Linked DNA regions of Mus musculus: region 1 is linked to region 2. A link is a contact called in ENCODE Hi-C data. All regions are on one chromosome and are shown on one strand. The core of a region is the stretch at or near the end of the contact, and the rest is flanking DNA. Distances in the headings are between cores, read along the strand shown. Region 1 holds the start of Evx1os (even skipped homeotic gene 1, opposite strand). Region 2 holds the start of 5730596B20Rik (RIKEN cDNA 5730596B20 gene).

Region 1 (4,200 bases), core at 1,358-3,857, 140 kb before region 2:
GTACGAGGGGCTTGGGAGTGGGTTGTTCCCGGGTAGCTGTTGAACCAAGGCCTCGACCTCTGATAGAGTGGTGGTTTCGGTGGAGAATGGCAAGGCCTGGCCACCCCAGGGGACGCTTTCCCACCCCATTCCTGCTCCTAAGCAGCCAATGTCGCTTCTGGGGCTCCTGGATCCTCTAGGCGGAGTCCTTTATGGTGTCCCCCCCCCCACCTCCACCTCCTTTCCCCTGTGCATCTGAGAAGAGAGGTGACAGGTGGGATGCTGGAGGAGCCCCGAAGGCTCCCCCGACCTCCACCCCACGACGTCCATCCTGCAGTCGGCAGCCCCGAGGGCGCCCCCTTATCTGGTGAGGGGCACCTCCTCTCTCTGGTCCAACGCCGCCACGGAGGAGGCCTTGCTGAGCACAGAGGGGGCGAACGTGAGGAAGGAGTCCGAGCGGGAGGTGGAGGCACAAGTGAAGTCTGAGGCGGCGGCAGCGGCGGCGGCCCTGGGCGCCAGCCCGTTGGCCGGGCCGCTGTGGCAGGCGAGGCAGGAGCAGGGCCCGGCGGCAGCGGCGGCGGCGGCCGAGGCGCCGAGTCCGTGCGCCGGGCCGGGATAGAGCGGCGGGTGGCGGAAGGCGCACAGCAGTTCGGGCCGTGGGTAGGGCTGCGAGAGCACGCGGAAGGTGTCGAGCGGGCGCAGGGGGCCGCTGAAGGGCGAGGCGGCGGCCGAGGCGGCGGACGCGGCGCCCAGGCCCACGGGCGAGTAGTAGGGCAGGGGCAGGTGCGACGGGAAGGGGTAGGGCAGGCCGCCCGCGGCCGCCGCGTGGCTCATCATGTAGGTGTAGAAGGCAGGGTCGGCCGGGTGCGGCCACGTCATGGCCAGCCGCTGACGCTTGTCCTTCATGCGCCGGTTCTGAAACCACACCTGAGGAGAGGAAGAGGAGCGCCTTGGAGGGCTGCGCCAGGCCCAGGCCCATGGCTGGGGGTGGGTGGGGTGCGAGGGCCATGCTCGCAGTGAGGGGGGCTGGGGAGTGGGGGGAGAGTCAAAAGCAACTCCAGCTGACAAGGGCAGGCCACCAACCCAGATGGAAACCCTCGGGAGCAGGACTGGGCAGCCGCTCAGCCTGCCCACCGGGCTTAGCATCACAAGCTGGAGTGAGGGTACTAAGAGGAAGGCCTGCCTCAATGGATCTGGGGAGGCAAAAGACATTTTCCCATAGATTTAGGGCTCCCTGTTCTTTGGGGACACTGTCACTTGCAGTCACCTGTCTCCGTAGTCTGTTTGCCTAGGAAAAGGACGGGAATCTTGGCAGCAGTGGCTGACTATGGACTGTCAGAGGGAAATTCTGAGTGTACCAGATTGGAGAGTCCAGGCCCAGACGATTCAGCTGCAGTAGACCGTTGACATCTCCTTCCTACTAACCTAGGTACATAGCCACCTCGAGGATCCTAGCCCAGCCTACCTTGATGGTAGTTTCAGGAAGGTTTAAGGCTGCTGCCAGTTCGCATCTCCGCGGTCTTGAAACGTAGTTCTCCCTGTAGAACTCTTTCTCCAGCCTTGCAATCTGCTCCCGGGTAAAGGCCGTGCGGTATCGGCGCATCTGGTCACTGGCGCTGCAGGCCAGGGTGCCTTGAGAGCCGCTGCCGCCGCTGCCACCGTTACTCTTGGGGGCCTCGCTGCCACTGGTAGGACTGCTACCCAGAGCATCGGAGCCTGGCGCTGCACAGGAGCCCAGAGCACACAGGTGCACATACAGAGACACAACACAAATACACAAACAAATGCTGACTTCAGGCTGGAGGAGGGGCATTAGAAGGAGAACCCCTTAGCTTCCTCAGTCACTGATTCTGCTGGGGCTCTGGAAGCTTCACCGGAGAGGTCTTGACACAGAAAAGGTTTGGGGCAGGCTTAAAGTGGCTGTTTGGAAGACCTGGACCTAAGGCATACTGGGTCTAAAGGCTTCCCTTCCGCTTGCCCCTGGGTGCAGCAAAGGGCATATCCCCTGAACTCTCTGCTTGTGTTGGTAGGGATGGGTAAGGATGTGCCGGAACACTGAATTCTTGAGGTTAATGTATTGTAGCTTGTTGGACATACAGTGAGCTTCCTCGATCTTGTGTGTGTGTGCACCAGTATGCCAGTACCAGGTGTGGGGATGTGTGTTGGGTTGCACCTATTGCAGGAGTGGTATATTTTGAGTATGGGTTGTGAGGACATGGTATGGTAGAGAAGCTGGGTTAGATAGATGATAAGATGATAGGAGATGGAGGTGGATACTTAACAAGGTGGTGTTGGCTGCCTAGGCCTAGAGGTAGAGGCAAGCCTTTCCCACCCATTCCCATGGTTTTGTGGAGGTGTGTCTGCTGATGGGCTTCCAGTCTTTCATTCCTAGGAGTGGATATTGTTGGTATAGAGAGACTCCCTTCTGAGCTATCCACCCCCACTCCCATTAGCCCCTGGTGAGAAGGAGCAGTGTAATTAAAGTACCAACCCCTTAGACCCACCCCAGAGGAGGGTGGGGCTCCAGCCCCCCTGCAGCTGCTTTTCCTTTGGGTGGAGAAGTGAGACTGAGGGAAAGAGGGAGGGGGAGGGCCCAATCCCCGCCTTTTCAAATGCAACCGGAGACCAAAGGCAATTAGACCATTGGGACCATTTCCGACCTGGCGCCGCCAGCCCGGGAAGTGACAAGGTAATTTGGACCTCTGACCGACGTGCAAACTGGTCGGAGGGCTGCAGCCCTCCGGAGACCAGAGTCCGCCACGATTTTACGGTCCTTTATATTCTCCGGGCTTCCGCGCCTCCTTGTGCCTTGCTCCCCTCCAGTCAAACTGCCCGGACAACCGTTTGATCTTGCCCTACCCGACGGATGTGTCTTTCCGTCTTAGCTGAATCATTCCCACAAAACTCGGGGGTTGGGAGGTTGGGGTGCGTTTTGGACCCCTCAAGTCAAGACTTGTGCCAACGCTGACATTCGTCCAGGCACAACTGTCACTCTAATGGGATAACACGAGAGCCCTCACACACACTAAGGTGCAGAGAGCAAAAGAGTTGTTCAGGTGCCCCCGCCCCACTCACCCAACCCCCAGCCATCCTGCCCCAAGGGAAAGGAGCATCTTGCACCTGGCCTGAGATGAAGGGAACTGTGGGTGGAGTGGGCGGACCGGGGAGCGGAGGGGCAAGGTGGCTACCTTTGCTGTGCTGGTACTCGGCGTTCCCGGTGGCGCAGTCTGGGGTGCAGCTCACCTCGATTTCTTCATAGAAATCCGATTCGGTGTCTGAGCTACTAGGTTGCCCTTGGCCAGAGAGGCTGTCCGCGGAGGGGACTGGGGGTCCCGGGCCAAGCATGGCCGCTCCAGCAGACCGTGGCTCGGCGCCCAGCCCTGCAGCACTGCCTGCTAGTCCATCGACCGGCTCCTCCTCCTGGCCTCCCCCGCCACGCTCCCGGGAAGTCGGAGGGCCGGCTCGCGGGCTCAGGCAACCGTGGGGCACCATCTTCTCTGGCGGTTCAGGCAGCGGGCTGCTCACGGCTTCGGACAAATTAGAGACCCTCTTACCAACCAGAGTGCCAAGCTGACCCCCATCCAGAAACATAACCATGTCCTTTCGGCTCTCCATCCCCGGACTCTCCAGAGGGGGGGAGGGGGAAAACCCCCAAGTAAGCTCCTAATCCCAGGCTCCCTGGGATCTTGGCTGAGAAGAGGAGCTAAGGCGACAAGGCAGGCGCCGGGTAGCCCCAGCGCCGTGTCGACGGCGACCGCGGAGATGGCAGTGGGGAGCTAGGGTCACCTTGTGATGCGAGCGCTCCTCTGTGCCGCACCGCCTCTGGGAGGAAGCCCCATTGCCCTCTTCTTTCTAAGCTGTCATCCTCCTGCTGCAATCGTCATTACAGTACCGCTGGTGACGCCACTCGGCGAACGCAAGTGGATAAATAGAAACGTCTGCCACAGTGAAGATGAAAGGAGACCCGCAGCTAATGGCTCGGCAGTGATGCGCCAGGTGTGGGCCTCGCTCGAATGGGGAGGAGAGTGTGAAAACAGAGAGACACACACACTGGGAAAGGGAGACACCCAGACACAGAGGATGCAAATGGAATTCCGCACACAGAAAAGGGAGCGCTTAAGGCGCGCAGCGAGTTCCACAGGGGCAACAGGACTTGGTAATTGAAAAATGCTTTTGAAATTTTATTTTATTGTTGTTTTGACTTCTGTTTTCTTAACCTGG
Region 2 (4,039 bases), core at 470-2,969:
GCCAGGCTGGGGCTAATTGGGCTTTGGGGACCTTCTGCTCCTGGGAAGAGTGAAAGTCTTTGGAAAGGTGAAAGAAATTAGTCTTTACTTTGCTCCTTGAAGCAGATAAAGAGATCCCTGTGAGGAGTTAGGAATCAAATTTGCCTTCTTTAGTTAAAAAAAAATATTCATATTCCTTTATTTAAAAAATTCAAACCAGGCTTCTCCGACTTGAGTGAGATTTACTTCCCCAGGCAGGGTGGATTCTGCCCTCCCTCGTGCAGACCTCGGTGGTAACTGTGCTTAACTGAGGCTGTTTGAGTGCTCTAAAACACCCCTTGGAAATAAAATGTAAGCTTTAATTGCTGTTCAATTACTTGTCAGCATTTCATATGATTTATGACCCAGTTCTGGTGCATTTTTGACCCAGTTAAAGACTCATAAATAATATAGTTTCACTAGAAAGAAGGAGAAATGGAGTAAAGGTTTGTTAGAGGCATCTTTTTATTGTGGCTTCAGTGCCGACAAGAGAATAAATATCTAACAACAGACTCTCCAGCCTGGTTCTGTATAAAAAGCATGCACAGTAAGAAGCCAATAACTGCTTTCATAGAGCACAGTTGGCTTTTTCTCTCCCCTCCCAGGAAAGAGCTAAAGCCACCCAGGTTATGGCCAAACGATTAGCTATTAGAAAGACTGGTCCCCTGGACTCTCAAAGTTCCATCCTCATCTTCATAGGCCAGCATATTTCCTCAATACCTTCCCTCCCCATCTTTGGATTTTAACGATACTTCTTGCCAAAAGTTACTCCTCACCTTCCTCCCTGGCTTGCACAGAGAGTCTTGGAGCGGTGAGCCCCCTCAGAGATGGGCAGGACACCCCTTGAATGGCAGAAAGGTTCCATCAGGCACCCCGTTGCTACAAGTACTCTTCTGTGCCTTAGAAAACGCTTCTTCTGGTCACTCTGGAAATCACGGGACTTAGAAAAGATGGGGAAGCCCACGGATGCTGAGCAAAGAAAAGCTTGGTGGTTTGGGAGAGGCTGTGGAACTGCGGGATTCGCCTGGAAAGCGGCAGTGAGCAATTTCTAGAAATGGATATCAAATAGCAGCGAATCTTCGATCACAACCCAGTAACAAGCCAACAAAACCTTGCTATTATAAATTATTAATTTTAACAATCTCGCCTATGCTTGCTTCAAAGCCAGCCTTTTGGATTTCAGATGAGCCGCGGGTACCCGCAATCTATGTGCCAGGACGCCAGACCCGCTTATTGAAATCAGAGCTCTATTTTGCCGGCTGGGACCCACCGCCCAGAGCCACCTAGGTGCTAGTCGAGGGCGCACGGAGCTGAGCTCTCCCGCGGCTCCTGCACTTCCTTCGGTCCGGCCTGGTCTTGGCACTCGGGCTGCTTGATTTGGTGGTGCAAGAAAGGTATGCGTTGCATACGCCCTAGCCCTTTGCTCCAACGCTCTCAGCCCCCTTGGCTCAGACAGTCCACTCCTAGGTCTGGTTCTCACGGCCTTCCCTGCAGCTGGCTTAGCTGAGAAGGCGGTGAGAGTCGCGTCAGCAGTTTGGAGGAGAAAGTGCGGGTTGATTATTGACCCACGCCTTCTTTCTTCAAATGCCACATCCGACCCTGAGGGTTTGAAGAGAAAAAGCGGCCGAGCGGATTTTGCGGCCGGCTCTCACCTCCTACACGTCCCGGGCTCTTCCCTTTCAAGTTGCGCCGCTGCAATCTGCCATAAGGAGCAAGTGTTTGCTGTTTTGTGCTCTGTTTACAGCTTTGGGGAGCCGAGTCATAAATCTTGCCCAGCCATAAATGACAAAAACCATTGGTATGCATGAGGCCACCCTGGCCCGGAGTGCTTTTTTGATTTCTCCCTTTCCCCCCTGGCTTTGTTTTTGCTCTAAGGTGACACTTTGGCTCCCTGACAGTTTAAACATACTACTTATATTTTTAACACCTTCCTTTGAGAGGGACCCTCGTTGACGCCTCGGAATTGCACGAAAGCTCCTTTTCTCTCTTCTCCGCCCCCCCCCCCCCCCGTGCTTTGGAGGAGTTTGTTTCTGAAGCTGGGAAGCTGAACGGGGCATTGGGAACGACCCCATCCTCTTTAACGTTGTGGCATATTACCAAGCAAATGTAGGCTTTTCCTCAACCAAGCAAAAGGAAGGCCATTCAACTAATTAGAGGGTGAAATATCCCGGATGTCCATTTGTGTTGGTTCCTTAGCTATCTTCCTCATGGACTACCTGCTTCCGTGCCCGCCGGTACTGTGCAATGGGTACACAAGAGGTGGAGACTTAAGTTTCTGAATATCTTTGTGTGTGCCTGAGCCCACAAAGGTTCATTTTACTGTAGGGACAGTTGTCCATCTCCCTGGGATACTTCCTTCCGTTAAGCCTAGAAATTTAACCAAAGGCAGTTGAATTGCATTTGGGAGGTGTCTGGAAATAGGCCCTACACCACAGGGACTGGCTTTAGGGTGTCTGTATTGGGAGCGGCAGGTGAAGAAAACTGCCCAAAGTCAGGGCAACTCATTTCTTCTTCTCTTCTTTCCCCACCCCCCACCCCATGAAAATGTCCATGGCAGGGAATTGCGTGGTTTCTCAGACAGATTCTTAAAAAATAGAACCCCACAAGAGAGCCCCTTTGTGAAAGCCGTTTGTCCTCATTAGCATAATTTTCCTGGACTTTAGTGACGCCTAGGAAGGAGAGGGAGGGCGTGGGGTGGGGGAGGCCGCCCTCCTCCCGCTGCCGCGGAGCTCGCTCTGCTCCTGTTCCTCCCCTCGCCTCAGCCCCATCCCCCCACGCCGGCGCTTCCCTAGCCGCTCTGCTCTCCCCTCCCGCCCGCCCCGGCACCCCTTACCGCACCCCCCGACCGACCCCTGCTCGGCGCAGTATTCATAAGAAACATACCCAAGTCGGTGCCACTAGCCCCGCGGAGCCCGGCCGCGCCAGCGCTTATCTGGGGCCGCGGCCGCGGGTAGGGCGGGGGCGGGCGTGGGGGAGGGGAGGGGAGGGGAGGGGGTCCAGCCGCCCCAGTCCGCCGGGGGCCAGCCGCCGGAGCAGCCAGCGGTCCGGCTCTCCGCCGAGTCCCGGCCTTGGGGTCTCCCGCCCGCACGCCCGCACGCCCGCACGCCCGCACGCCCGCCCGCACGCCGGCTCGGCGGATGCTGAGGGTCGGTGGCATCCCGCGCCGAGGGGACCCGGGGCCGCAGCCTGAGCCCGAGCCCGCGGCGGCCGTCAGAAGTTAAGGTAAGCGGGGCCACTACCGGCCGCTCTCAGCGTTGAATGGTGGAGTGTATGTCTCAGTGATTTATGGCTGCAGACTTAAATCTCGGTTCAAGAAGAGTTCACAAGCCGGAGCTTCCTCGCCGGCAGTGACTGATACCCTCACACTTCAGTTCAGGCCGCGCTCCCATCCCCGCCCCCACTCTCCCCTCTTCCCTAGCCCAGCATCAACTTTTCTGGGTTGGTGAGAGATAGAGAGAGGAGTGGAGTGGGAACCGGGGCTTCTATCTCGACGTCCCCTTTCAAACTCGGGTGAGGGGAGGAGAGGGAGCAGAGACTGAAGGTGTCGAATTTGGGCATACCTTGTGGTGTAGAGACAACAGGGCTTCTTGCATCCTGTTCTCAGTTCAGCCTCCTCAACTCGCTTCAGCTCTTGCACCTGGAGGTTATTGTCCAGGAACAGAGCGTCGGGAAGGAATCTCCCTCCACCCTCAGCCCTTGCTTAGGGGGACAAAGCAAAGTTTCCTGGCTGGCAAATCTCCAACTTATTTACTAGATTGAAACTTTGGGGGCTGGAGGGGGCGGGTTGTGTGGACTCCAAGGTGATTGCGGACCTCAAACAATGGGATCTCTGAGCTGAATTCATATTTTAAGTTTGTGGACGCTGCCCTAGGCACTTTGATTTTTAAAGATATTTTTTGTTATTTTTACAAGACCATGTACAGTACAATGGAAAAAGGCTTAAGCAAGCTGTATGCTGGTATAGCCTGTGCTAATGGCTCAGAAAGTCACTAGAAATACCGCATGCTCAAAATCAACTTCA

Evidence for each region. A loop is a pair of places that touch in the nucleus more often than their neighbours do.
Region 1: a loop to region 2 is called in a map of ES-E14, with 3 times the contacts of the local background. The contact joins the promoter of Evx1os here to the promoter of 5730596B20Rik in region 2. A Hi-C loop is called at or near these places in 6 of 37 maps with a recorded cell type or tissue (ES-E14, heart and left cerebral cortex).

The regions. Positions count from the first base shown.
Region 1 is chr6:52,313,239-52,317,438 of GRCm38, reverse strand. It overlaps Evx1os (even skipped homeotic gene 1, opposite strand), which reads left to right and starts at 2,607. Exons shown (of 4, transcript NR_038163.1): 1 at 2,607-2,668; 2 at 3,869-4,135. Evx1 (even-skipped homeobox 1) reads right to left here and starts at 3,941. Exons shown (of 3, transcript NM_007966.4): 1 at 3,168-3,941; 2 at 1,445-1,701; 3 at 1-906. The coding sequence starts at 3,594. The coding sequence ends at 340.
Region 2 is chr6:52,174,835-52,178,873 of GRCm38, reverse strand. 5730596B20Rik (RIKEN cDNA 5730596B20 gene) reads right to left here and starts at 1,719. Exons shown (of 1, transcript NR_163848.1): 1 at 1-1,719. The region is part of intron 3 of Hoxa3 (homeobox A3); the gene reads left to right. It overlaps LOC115490409 (a long non-coding RNA gene), which reads right to left and starts at 3,695. Exons shown (of 2, transcript NR_168044.1): 1 at 3,579-3,695.